Regions from separate parts of the Homo sapiens genome. Here region 2 is linked to region 1. The links are chromatin contacts, found by POLR2A ChIA-PET in ENCODE. All regions are on one chromosome and are shown on one strand. The core of a region is the stretch at or near the end of the contact, and the rest is flanking DNA. Distances in the headings are between cores, read along the strand shown.

The links. ChIA-PET counts read pairs that join two places held with the same protein, here RNA polymerase II (POLR2A).
Region 2: POLR2A ChIA-PET joins it to region 1 with 23 read pairs in PC-9. The contact joins the promoter of TMEM179B here to the enhancer-like site in region 1. POLR2A ChIA-PET finds 5 or more read pairs at or near these places in 5 of 52 experiments (B cell, BJ, PC-3 and 2 more).

What each region holds. Positions count from the first base shown.
Region 1 is chr11:62,477,167-62,483,373 of GRCh38, forward strand. It overlaps a transcript of AHNAK not described here. Among named protein-coding and RNA genes, the nearest start is that of SCGB1A1, 61 kb to the left of the region's middle. Within about 2 kb of position 3,350, at least 6 of the 41 ENCODE cell types and tissues checked have a DNase peak (open chromatin) inside an H3K27ac peak, as active enhancers do; they include PC-9, where a contact is called at or near this core.
Region 2 is chr11:62,783,086-62,789,292 of GRCh38, forward strand. It overlaps TMEM179B (transmembrane protein 179B), which reads left to right and starts at 4,317. Exons shown (of 5, transcript NM_199337.3): 1 at 4,317-4,442; 2 at 5,938-6,125; 3 at 6,207. The coding sequence starts at 4,347. TAF6L (TATA-box binding protein associated factor 6 like) reads left to right here. Exons shown (of 11, transcript NM_006473.4): 10 at 3,175-3,303; 11 at 3,432-4,257. The coding sequence ends at 4,211. It also overlaps a transcript of TMEM223 not described here. RefSeq lists an enhancer at 3,388-3,587 and a silencer at 3,838-3,947.

The DNA.
Region 1 (6,207 bases), core at 2,100-4,599:
CTTTCTAAGAGTTCGTCGAATCCCGAAGCATGGATTTATATGCTACAGGAATGAAAAAACTTATTTCTCATTAGCAAAAATGTGTTGATTGTAACGCTTCCTATTTTGGTTAATAAAGATGTGTTTGAGCCTAGTTATAATGATTTCAAATACATGGTCTGAAGCCGCAATTATTTTTGCACCAATACTTGAGGGTGGAGGGTGGGAGGAGGAGAGAGAGAAGCAGAAAAGATAACTATTGGGTACTGAACTTAATTCCTGGGTGATGAAATAACCTGTACAACAAGCCCCGTGTCATGAGTGTACCTATGTAGCAAACATTCACATGCACCCCCGAACCTAAAATAAAAGTTATAGGGCAAGTGCCGTGGCTCACGCCTGTAATCCCAGCACTTTGGGAGGCCAAGGCGGGCAGATCACAGGTCAGGAGTTCGAGACCAGCCTGGCCAACATGGTGAAACCCCTCTGTACTAAAAATAACAAAAATTAGCCAGGCATGGTGGCCGGCGCCTGTAGTCCCAGCTACTAGGGAGGCTGAGGCAGGAGAATCACTTGAACCCGGGAGGCGGAGGTTGCAGTGAGCTGAGACCGCGCCACTGCACTCCAGCCTAGGCAAAAGAGTGAAACTCCATCTCAAAAAAAAAAAAAAGTTATAAAAAGCAGGGGGATCCCAGTCAAGCCCTGGGCCAAGGCTTTCCAGAGGTGGTGATGGTTGTGCAGAAACCTGGAAGATAATTGGCTTAGGGGATGGGGGGCCTTCCTGGCCAAGGAGTAACATGTGTATAGGTACAGAGGCCTCTGGAACATTTGAGGAAGCGAAAGAAGGCCAGGGTGGTGAAGCCCGGGACCTGTACACCAAGAGCAAAGGGAAGTCAGGTGGACTCAAAATCCTCCCAGGAATTCCTCTCCGCAGGACTCAGTGCTATCTTAAGAGCAGAGCCCCTGGCCTCCCATCTCCTCCCCCACTATTCCAGGTGGTTTCTTAGAATGGCCTCTCACCACCACCCGCAGCCTCACCCAGCAGATCTGGTCAGGTCTGGTCAGCACACACATTCGCTCTTCTTCTCAGCTAGGGCCCAGGGGCTAAGCAGGAGCTGGGGCTGAGCCCCTGAGGTCTTTTCACACTAAGACTGGACCCTCCAGCCCCTGACAGGGCTCACCCCAGGGCTCCCCAACAAATTCAGGAGAGCAATGATACAAGAATGCCTCTTCTTTGATTTTGTTCTTGTCCTTTACTTCTCCCAAATTATTGCCCCTAGCAATGCCTAGAAAACAGGACAGGGTGCCGGGTGCCGGTGGCTCACTCCTGCAATCCCAGCAGTTTGGGAGGCCAAGGTTGGGGCTTGGAGATGGAGATTGCTTGAGCCCAGGAGTTCCTGACCAACCTAGGCAACACGGCAAGACCTCATCTCTACAACAACAACGACAAAAATTAGCTGGGCATGGTGGCACACGCCTGTGGTCCTAGCTACTCAGGAGACTGAGGTGCGAGGATCGCTTGAACCCAGGAGATCGATCCTCCTGCAGTGAGCCGTGATCATACCACTGCACTCCAGCCTGGGTGACAGAATGAGACCCTGCCTCAAAAAAAAAAAAAAAAAAAAAGAGAGAGAAAAGAAAAGAGCAAAAGAGGAAAATGTACACCATTAATACACCATTAAAAAAATCCCTCCTAGGCCTTTGATGACACTGTTTCACTAATTTTTTTTGTTTGTTTGTTTGTTTCTAAAACAGAGTCTTGCTCTGTCTCCCAGGCTGGAGTACAGTGGCGCAATCTCAGCTCACTACAACCTCCGCCTCCTGGATTCAAGTGATTCTCCTGCCTCAGCCTCCTGAGTAGCTGGAACTACAGACACATGCCACTGCGCTCGGCTAATTTCTTTTCATTAATGTTGACACAGTTAAGATGACAGAGTCTGTCTACTTCAGCACTTATTGTAATAAGATAGTAGGACAACTTTTCTAAGAGCTTTGCTTTCTTTTCTTTTTTTTTCTTTTTTCTTTTTTTTTTTTTTTTTGATACGGAGTTTCCCTCTTGTTACCCAGGTTGGGGTACAATGGCACGATCTCGGCTCACTGCAACCTCTGCCTCCCAGGTTCAAGTGATTTTCCTGCCTCGGCCTCCCGAGTAGCTGGGATTACAGGCATGCACCACCACGTCTGGCTAATTTTGTATTTTTAATGGAGACAGGGTTTCTCCACGTTGGTCAGGCTGATCTCGAACTCCTGACCTCAGGTGATCCGTCTACCTCAGCCTCCCAAAGTACTGGGATTACGGGCGTGAGCTACCCTGCCCAGCCCCTTTTTTTTTTTTAAGAGAGCCATTACTTGGGTAGTTTGGGGTCTGCGAAGTGCTAAAAATACTAGAAAATTACCTGAATATTTTTGTCAGGCCAACATTTTTGTCTTGGGTACAAGGAGGGTGGGAAGTTTGCCAGACTGCTCATAAGCCTTCTATTAAGATGTTTCCCTAAGAACCTGTCACCATGCAGAGGGGAATACCCCATACAAGCAGCAGGTCTCCATCTCCCCAACCAAATGCCTTCCATTCCCTTCTTCCACGACGCACGAAACAGATAAGGCATGAAATCAAAGCTCTCTTTCCAGAACCGGCTCTCCAAGTGGGTGATCCATTCCTGCATGCAATCTTGTCCTTTTGCCTGTTTAACTGTGAAACTATTCTTGAAAGTATTCCAAAGTGGCTTTAGGGAATATTCATATCTTGACTGTTTTTCACTTCAATAAAAAGTTAAGGCAAACTTGGCCCATTCCGGGGAGCTGGAATCCAGAGGGGAGGGAGATGAGGTCCCAGTGCTCCTTCTGGCTGGGTTCTGCCGGATTTATAGGAGGGCCTCACACCCCTCACCCCTGATTTCAAGCAGGAGGGTAGCAGGCAGAGCTTGGGAAGCCTCACCCGGACCCTGCCACCTGCCAGGAAGGTCAGGGCCCTGCTCCCCTGCCTGTGCCCACTGCTGGGAGCAGGCTGGACCCAGTGGCCAGCTGTCCTGGACAGTGACAGCCACAGAACCCTCAGCCCTGCCAATCTTGCCTCGGATCCTTTCTAAATCCCTTTAGCAGTTGATACTTTAGGGGTGGGAGGAAATAAATCTCAAGGGTTAAATTAAATTTCTGCTTGTGACAGAGTTCACTCCAGGTACATCCATTCAGAGGCTAATCAGGCAAACCTGAGATTAACAGAGAAAGGCCTGACTTTGCCAGGCACAGTGACTCACGCCTGTAATCCCAGCACTTTGGGAGGCCGAGGTGGGTGGATCACAAGGTCGGGAGTTCAAGATCCGCCTGGCCAAGATGGTGAAACCCCGTCTCTACTAAAAAATACAAAAATTAGCCGGGCACGGTGGCGGGTGCCTGTAATCCCAGCTACGTGGGAGGTTGAAGCAGGAGAATCGCTTGAACCCGGGAGGTGGAGGTTGCAGTGAGCCGAGATTGCGCCATTGCACTCCAGCCTGGGTGACAGAGCAAGACTCTATCTCAAAAAAAGAAAAGAAAAGAAAAGAAAAAAAAGAAAGGCCTGACTCTTTCTCAGTGGTCCTGGACTCTGAAACCCTGACCTCTGTCCCCAAACAGGGCCTTCCTTCCTGAGCTCTCTGCTATGCAAGGAATTCTGCGTGCAGTTAAAAAAAAAAAAAAAAAAAAAAAACCTGGATTTGCTGCCTTCTGGTCTGACCAAGTTGGAATGCGCAGCGTGAAGAAATGCTCGTTGCCTAGGCAGGAACAGCCATCCACAGGAAAACAGACCTCAGTAAATAATGTCCTCGACCTTCCCCCAAAAGCCCAGAGGCTGCCTCCTGTGAGTAACCGATGAAACCCGAGGCGCTCCTGTAGCTCCTGGGCTGATCCCTCTCCAGGAGATGACTTGGATGAGAAGGAAGGTGCTATGGGCTTCTCTTTTCTTTTTTTGGTTTTTTTTTTTTTGGTTTTTTTTTTGTTTTTTTGAGACAGAGTTTCGCACTTGTTGCCCAGACTGGAGTGCAGTGGCGCAGTCACGGCTCACTGCAACCTCTGCCTCCCGAGTTCAAGCAGTTCTCCTGTCTCAACCTCCCGAGTAGCTGGGATTACAGGTGCCCACCACTGCACCCAGCTAATTTTTGTATTTTTTAGTAGAGACAGAGTTTCACCATTTTGGCCAGGCTGGTCCTGAACTCCTGATCTCAGGTAATCCACCCACCTCGGCCTCCCAGAGTGCTGGGACTACAGGAGTGAGCCACTGTACCTGGCCTTGGGCTTCCCCTTTCTTCCATTTCCCTTGCACCATCTTTGTCTGGACCCTCAGGGTCTCGTCCCTGCCTCCACACCTCCCACCCTCAAACCTACCATTGCTACCCAAAAACCTCCCTAGACCTCAGCTTCTAGCAAGTCACCCTTCAATACTCTTTATTTTTTATTTATTTATTTATTTATTTATTTAGAGACTGAGTCTCGCTCTTTCTCCTAGGCTGGAGTGCAGTGACACGATCTTGGCTCACTGCAAGCTCCGCCTCCCGGGTTTATGCCATTCTCCTGCCTCAGCCTCTTGAGTAGCTGGGACTACAAGTGCCCACCACCATGCCTGGCTAATTTTTTGTATTTTTAGTAGAGACGGGGTTTCACCGTGGTCTCGATCTCCTGACCTCGTGATCGACCCACCTCGGCCTCCCAAAGTGCTGGGATTACAGGCGTGAACCACCGCGCCTGGCCCTTCAATACTCTTTAAAGTCTGAGTTCTTCAACCCTCTGCCTTGATGTTAAGACCTTTTACGATCCATCTCCGCCCTCTTGCCCCATCTCCCCCACCATTCCCCAATGCATGCCCTGTGTCGGGTGAGGTCAGTCTCTCTTCCCTGCTGGGTCAGCCATGCTCACTCCATCCCTGGCCCGTCACTCATGTTGTCTACATGTGGAGCTCTCCTTCAAGGCCCAGCTCATATCTCTCTTCCTCCATGAAACCTTCATCAAGATGTATTTAGGCCGGGTGCAGTGGCTCACATCTGTAATCCCAGCACTTTGGGAGCCCAAGGCGGACTGCTCACTTGAGGCCCGGAGTTCGAGACCATCCTGGCCAACATGGGGAAACCCCATCTCTACTAAAAATACAAAATTTATCCGGGCGTGGTGGTGCGTGCCTGTAGTTCCAGCTACTCAGGAAGCTGAGGCAGGAGAATCATTTGAGCCCAGGAGGCAAAGGTTGCAGTGAGCTGAGATCGCGCCACTGCACTCCAGCCTAAGTGACAGAGCGAGACTGTCTCAAAAAAAAAAATGTAGTATTTAACAGAAAGGACTCTGGAGCCCCCCTGGGTTCAAATACTGGCTTTGCCCTTCCGTTCTCTCAATGACTTTGGGCAAATTACCTAATCCTTCTGTGCCTCAGATTCCTCCACTGCCAAATCGGGATATAATTGCACCTACTCACGAGAGCTACCGTGAGGATGAAATAAATGACATCACATAAAGCATTTACGCCATGCCCGACACATAGAAAGCACCTCAGAGGGTGAGTGCTTACTGTTACCTGAGCATGCCATCCCTCCCTCATACTCTTTTCCCCAGAATGTCTCCATCTAGCATGGTAGAGACCACACCTGTCAAATTCATCTTGTACTGCTCACTGCAATTTCATGTGTAGCAAAGAGGAACAGGAACATTTTATCTGTAATCGTAGCATCGATAAGCAATAGCTTATTCATGAATGTAAAATATTCCTCATTCGTAATGTGCAGAATAAGCAGGAGAACTGGCCCTGCTTCCTCCTGGTATAATTTAACCCTTAAGAGGCCTAGGAGGAAAAAGACAGGGCAAACTATCAGGAACACAAAGACACACAAAAACGTCCACAGGATGGTCATTTGAACACCAAAAGGACAATCATTTGAACGACATGGTTTCACACCAAGAAGCACTGCCTGGAGAGTGACCTGGTCAGAGGTGGGAAACTCCACCAGCATCTGTTCCTCCTGAAAGTGAACAGCAGCCGAGTGACAGAAGACCCCGAAGGCCCAGGGCCCAAGGGACGCTACGTGGCAACAGCATCGGGGTAGGGTGGGCTGCAGGCCTTCTGCTTTACCAGAAGAATGCTGCAGGCTCATGAATCAATCAGTTCAGAGCTCAGGATGATACGGGAGTCGGGGGCCACTCAGCCTTTTCTGGCCTCCATTCCTTCAGCTTTAATTTGAAGAGAACTGGTGGAAACAGAGGATCACTAACAAATCA
Region 2 (6,207 bases), core at 3,067-5,566, 310 kb after region 1:
TCAATTCCTGTTGTATTGAGCATTTTACACATGAATAGATACTGAATTTTGTCATACCTTTTTAGCATCTGTAGAAATTATCAAATGATTATACGCTTTAAAAATTAGGTGTTGGCGCCGGGCGCAGTGGCTCACGCCTGTAATCCCAGCACTTTGGGAGGCTGAGGTGGGCGGATCACAAGGTCAGGAGATCGAAACCATCCTGGCTAACACGGTGAAACCCCATCTCTACTAAAAATACAAACAATTAGCCTGGTGTGGTGGCGGGCGCCTGTAGTCCCAGCTACTCGGGAGGCTGAGGCAGGAGAATGGCGTGAACCCGGGAGGCGGAGCTTGCAGTGAGCCGAGATTGCGCCACTACACTGCAGCCTGGGCGACAGAGCGAGACTCTGTCTCAAAAAAAAAAAAAAGTTAGGTGTTGCCACTGTGATAATATTAAGAGGGAGGATCTTTTTTTTTTTTTTTTGAGACGGAGTTTTGCTCTTGTCGCCCAGGCTAGAGTACAGTGGCATGATCTCAGCTCACTGCAACCTCTCCCTCTTGGATTTAAGCAATTCTTCCACCTCACCCTCCCGAGTAGCTGGGATTACAGGCACGTGCCACCATGCCCACCTAACTTGTATTTTTAGTAGAGAGGCAGTTTCATCATGTTAGCCAGGCTGGTCTCAAACTCCTAGCCTCAAGTGGTCTGCCTGCCTCGGCTTCCCATAGTGCTGGGATTATAGGCATGAGCCACCACGCCCAGCCGATTATGTGGTTTAATATGACAAGTTCTATTCTGTTGATATGCTAGGTGTATTAATGGATTCTTCTTCTGAACCACTTTTGTATACCTGGAATAAGTTCTATTTGTTGCTTTTGAGATTTTTGTTTTTTTGAGATGGAATCTTGCCAAGATGGCGCCACTACACTCCAGCCCGGGCGACAGAGTCTCACACTGTCGCCCGGGCTGGAGTGCAGTGGCGTGATCTCGGCTCACTGCAACCTCCACCTCCCGGGTTCAAGTGATTCTCCTGCCTCAGCCTCCTGAGTAGCTGGGACTTACAGGCACGCACCACCAGGGCCAGTTAATTTTTGTATTTTTAGTAGAGACGGGGTTTCACAATGTTGGCCAGGATGGTCTCAATCTCTGGACCTCGTGTTCCGCCCGCCTCGGCTTCCCAAAGTGCTGGGATTACAGGCGTGAGCCACCGGTGCCTGGCCATATATATATATTCTTAATTTTTTTTTTTTTTTTGAGACGGAGTCTCGCTCTGACACCCAGGCTGGAGTCCAGTGGCGCCATCTTGGCTAACTGCAACCTCCGCCTCCCGGGTTCACGCCATTCTCCTGCCTCAGCCTCCCGAGAGTAGCTGGGACTACAGGCGCCCGCCACCATGCCCGGCTAATTTTTTGTATTTTTAGTAGAGACAGCGTTTCACCGTGTTAGCCAGGATGGTCTCGATCTCCTGGCCTCATGATCCGCCCGCCTTGGCCTCCCAAAGTGTTGGGATTACAGGTGTGAGCCACCGTGCCTGGCCTATATTCTTAATTTTATCATCAATTTATATTGGATTTTTATCAGATGGTTTTTCTGCATCTTTTGAAATGATCCGAAGGCTTTTCAGCTTTTGTTTTCCAATGTTATTACAGATTTCCTGATAGTAAACAATCTTTATAGTTCCATGATACACTAAACTATGTCATGGGATAGTCGTAAAGAAAAAACCCAAAGCTTTTATTGGACTGTAATGCATTTTAATTTACTTGTGGGTCTGCTAAATTTTAAAAGGGTTTATATTCAGGAGTGAAATTAAACATGTTTCCTCTCATGTACTGTCCTTGTCTGGTTTTAGAATCAGGGTTATACTGGCCTTACAGAATGATGTGGGGAGTATTTCTTTTTTATATTTACTTTAATAAGATTTAGATCATCTTTTTCTTTTCTTTTTTTATTTAATAGAGATGAGGTCTTCCTACATTGCCCAGGCTGGTCTCAAACTCCTTGGTTTAAGTGATCCTTTGGCCTTCCCAAAGTGCTGGGATTACAAGCGTGAGGCACTGCACCTCGCCTATCTTTTTCTTGAGTGTCTGTAGACTTTTGTAAATTCTGGCATGGTATTTTCTTTCCTTTTTTTTTTTTTCGAGACAGAGTCTCACACTGTCACCCAGGCTGGAGTGCAATGGCGCGACCTCGGCTCACTGCAACCTCTGCCTCCTGGGTTCAAGCGATTCTCCTGCTTCAGCCTCCCGAGTAGCTGGGATTACAGGCGCTCACCACCATACCTGGCTAATTTTTTGTATTTTTAGTAGAGACGGGGTTTCACTGTGCTGGCCAGGGCTCGTCTCGAACTCCTGACCTCCTGATCCGCCTGCCTTGGCCTCCCAAAGTGCTGGGATTACAGGCGTGAGCCACAGCGCCCGGCTGGTATTTTCCTTATAGGCCCAGCTGGTATTTTCCTTATAGTTAATTCTTTTTTTTTTTTTTGAGACGGAGTCTCACTTTGCTTCCCAGGGTGGAGTGCGGTGGTGTGATCTCGGCTCACTGCAACCTCTGCCCCCCGAGTTCAAGTGATTCTCCTGCCTCAGCCTCCCAAGTAGTTGAGATTACAGGCAACTGCTACTGCGCCCAGCTAATTTTTGTATTTTTAGTAGAGATGGGGTTTCACCATCTTGGCCAAGCTGGTCTTGAACTCCTGACCTCAGGTGATCCACTGGCCTCGGCCTCCCAAAGTGCTGGGATTACAGGCGTGAGCCACAGCGCCTGTCCAATCACAGGATTTTAAATTGTATAATCAGAGTCCAAGTCTCTGGTTGGTTGTTTTTATGCAGATTGTTTGAACTGAGTCTCAGTTTACATCTAAGTGAAGCCAGTACTTGCCTGATTGTATAGGGTAGCAGTATGCAAACTAAATTTTGGAGTTGTCAGTAATGAGCATTATTTAGCACACAGGGCAGTGATATTGGGTATATTTTTTATTGTCTCCCTTTGTACCTTATCTTTATTCCCAATGCCTAGCTTAGGTATACAGTAGGTTCCAAATAAATATATGGTTGAATATGCCAATCAGGGAATTTAGGAGGATTGAGCCCTGTCTAGGATCAGAGATAAAGGTAGGTCTTTCATGGGAAAGGGTCCTTGAGAGGGAATAAGTATCAAAGACATGCTAACTGTATTCCTTCTCTTCCTTCCAGGCAGTAGAACGAGTCCTGTACCCACACCTGTCCACCTACTGGACAAACTTGCAGGCTGTGCTGGATGATTATTCAGTATCTAATGCCCAGGTCAAAGCAGATGGACACAAAGTCTATGGAGCCATTCTGGTGAGTACCGTCCCCTTCCAGCCTCCCTTCCCTGCATGAGCTTAGCAGCCAAGCAGGCTTACTTTGGAATATTTGATGGGCCCAGGTTCCTCGAATTTTTTGCCTATCTTAGTCCTTGGCTCTTACAGGTGGCGGTAGAGCGACTGCTGAAGATGAAGGCCCAGGCAGCAGAGCCCAACAGGGGTGGCCCAGGTGGCAGGGGGTGCCGGCGCCTGGACGACCTGCCATGGGACAGCCTTCTCTTTCAAGAGTCGTCCTCCGGGGGCGGTGCAGAACCCAGCTTTGGGTCCGGCCTCCCGCTGCCGCCAGGGGGCGCGGGGCCGGAGGACCCTTCTCTTTCGGTGACCCTGGCCGACATCTACCGGGAGCTCTACGCCTTCTTCGGTGACAGCTTGGCCACACGCTTTGGCACCGGCCAGCCTGCACCCACGGCTCCGCGGCCGCCCGGGGACAAGAAGGAGCCGGCGGCAGCCCCGGACTCGGTGCGGAAGATGCCGCAGCTGACGGCAAGCGCCATAGTCAGCCCGCACGGCGACGAGAGCCCCCGGGGCAGCGGCGGAGGCGGCCCCGCGTCGGCCTCTGGGCCCGCCGCCTCTGAGAGCAGGCCCTTGCCGCGCGTGCATCGGGCGCGCGGGGCACCCCGGCAGCAGGGCCCCGGGACCGGCACCCGCGACGTTTTCCAGAAGAGCCGTTTCGCCCCGCGCGGCGCCCCGCACTTTCGTTTCATCATAGCCGGGCGGCAGGCTGGGAGGCGCTGCCGCGGGCGCCTTTTCCAGACTGCCTTCCCCGCGCCGTACGGGCCTAGCCCGGCCTCGCGCTACGTGCAGAAACTGCCCATGATCGGCCGTACCAGCCGCCCCGCCCGCCGGTGGGCGCTCTCGGACTACTCGCTGTACTTGCCGCTCTGAGTCAGTGGCCCCTTCGTTCCTTGTAAATAAATCCCGCCCCCGGAAATGACGTCTCCACCTTCGTGGGTCGCGCCGGATAAGGTGGGCTTTGGGCGGGGTGCTGCTGCAGCGGCGCTTCCTGGTGGTCAGGGCGCCATGGCGCTGTCCTGGCTGCAGCGCGTCGAGCTTGCGCTCTTTGCTGCCGCCTTCCTGTGCGGGGCCGTGGCGGCCGCGGCGATGACTCGGACCCAGGTGCGGCTGCGGGGCGGGGTCAGGTAGGCGGGGGAGCTGGCCGGTCTGGACATGGCGAGGCCACTTTCGCTTTCCGACCGGGCTTGCTGCTGCTCGGAGCCGGTGGACCTGGTGAGGCACGGCTGGCGCCGGCCTGTACCTGAAATGCAGCGAGGCTAATCGCGCTTTGTGGCTCCTCCTGGCCAGGTCATACTTCGAAGTTGTCCCCTCGCCAAAGGGACGGGTCAGTAGCGTCTTAAAGCACTAGGTGGAGTCGGGTTTCGTGGCTCCTGCTGCACAGCCTTACTGTGGTTCCGAAACAGAAGTCAGTGCAGAACCTGCGTCCATCCGTTAAATCAGAAGCCATTTGTGCTGAGCTTTGTCGAGAAATAAAGCATAGTGTAGTGGAGATGATCAAGCTGCCACATGATTGTAGCACAGTGTGTTAAATGACAAAATGAGAGATGGAGAAAACGCTGACGTAAAGGTAGAAGCCAATAATTTACATCGTTTACCCCAGCCAGGTAATCTGGTTAATAAACATGGGTTCATTTAATGCCTATAAAGTAGGCACTAGTGTGCCTATTTTACACCATGAGAAAACCTCAGAGATCCGCCGGGCGCGGTGACTCACGCCTGTAATCCCAGCACTTTGGGAGGCTGAGGCAGGCGGATCACTTGAGGTCAGGAGTTCGAGACCAGCCTGGCCAACATGGCAAAACTCTGTCTCTACTAAAAATACAAAAATTAGCCGGGTGTGGTGGCTCATGCCTGTAATCCCAGCTACTTCGGAGGCTGAGGCAGGAGAATCGCTTGAACCTGGGAGGCGGAGGTTGCAGTGAGTCGAGATCGTGCCATTGCACTCCAGCCTGGGTGACGAGCGAATCTCCATCGCAAAAACAAAAACAAAAACACTGGCCGGGCCTGGTGGCTCACGCCTGTAATCCCAGCACTTTGGGAGGCCGTGGCAGGCGGATCACGAGGTCAGGAGATCAAGACCATCCTGGCCAACACGGTGAAACCCTGTCTCTACTAAAAATACAAACAATTAGCCAGGCATGGTGGCGGGTGCCTGTAGTCCCAGCTACTCAGGAGGCTGAGGCAGGAGAATGGCATGAACCCAGAAGGCAGAGCGTGCAGTGAGCCGAGATGGCGCCACTGCACTCCAGCAAAAAAAAAAAAAAAAAGCACCTCACAGATAGTTATTTGTTGAAGGATATACAAGGCCTGGGTTTACTCTAAGGTTTCTGCACAGAGACCATAACTTGTGAGGCTTCTCTGAAGCTCATTGCATTCTATATTCATTGCCTATTTTCTGATCCTTCTGGCCACTGCCGGTGTGATTCCCCAGCAGGCCCTCTCCATCAATATCCCTGTCCCAGAAATAGGAATTGACGGTGCACAAATAACTTCCTGGAATGCAGGACCATTCCTAAGTTATCACTAACACCCTACCAAGAGACTGTATCTAGAGACATTAACCTGAAATCTAGGACTCAGCAGCTTCTCTCCACAGGGCTCCTTCAGTGGTAGATGTCCCCTGTATGGTGTGGCCACCCTGAATGGCTCCTCCCTGGCCTTATCCCGTCCCTCAGCACCATCCCTGTGCTACTTTGTAGCTGGGGCCTCTGGCCTCTTGGCCCTCTACTGCCTCCTGCTTTTGCTCTTCTGGATCTACAGCAGCTGCATCGAGGACTCCCACAGGTGACTGCCTAACCCTGAGGGCCAGGGGCTGAGGTAGGATGAGCCTCACCTCCACCACAAGGCTTGTTCTCTCCCTTTCAGA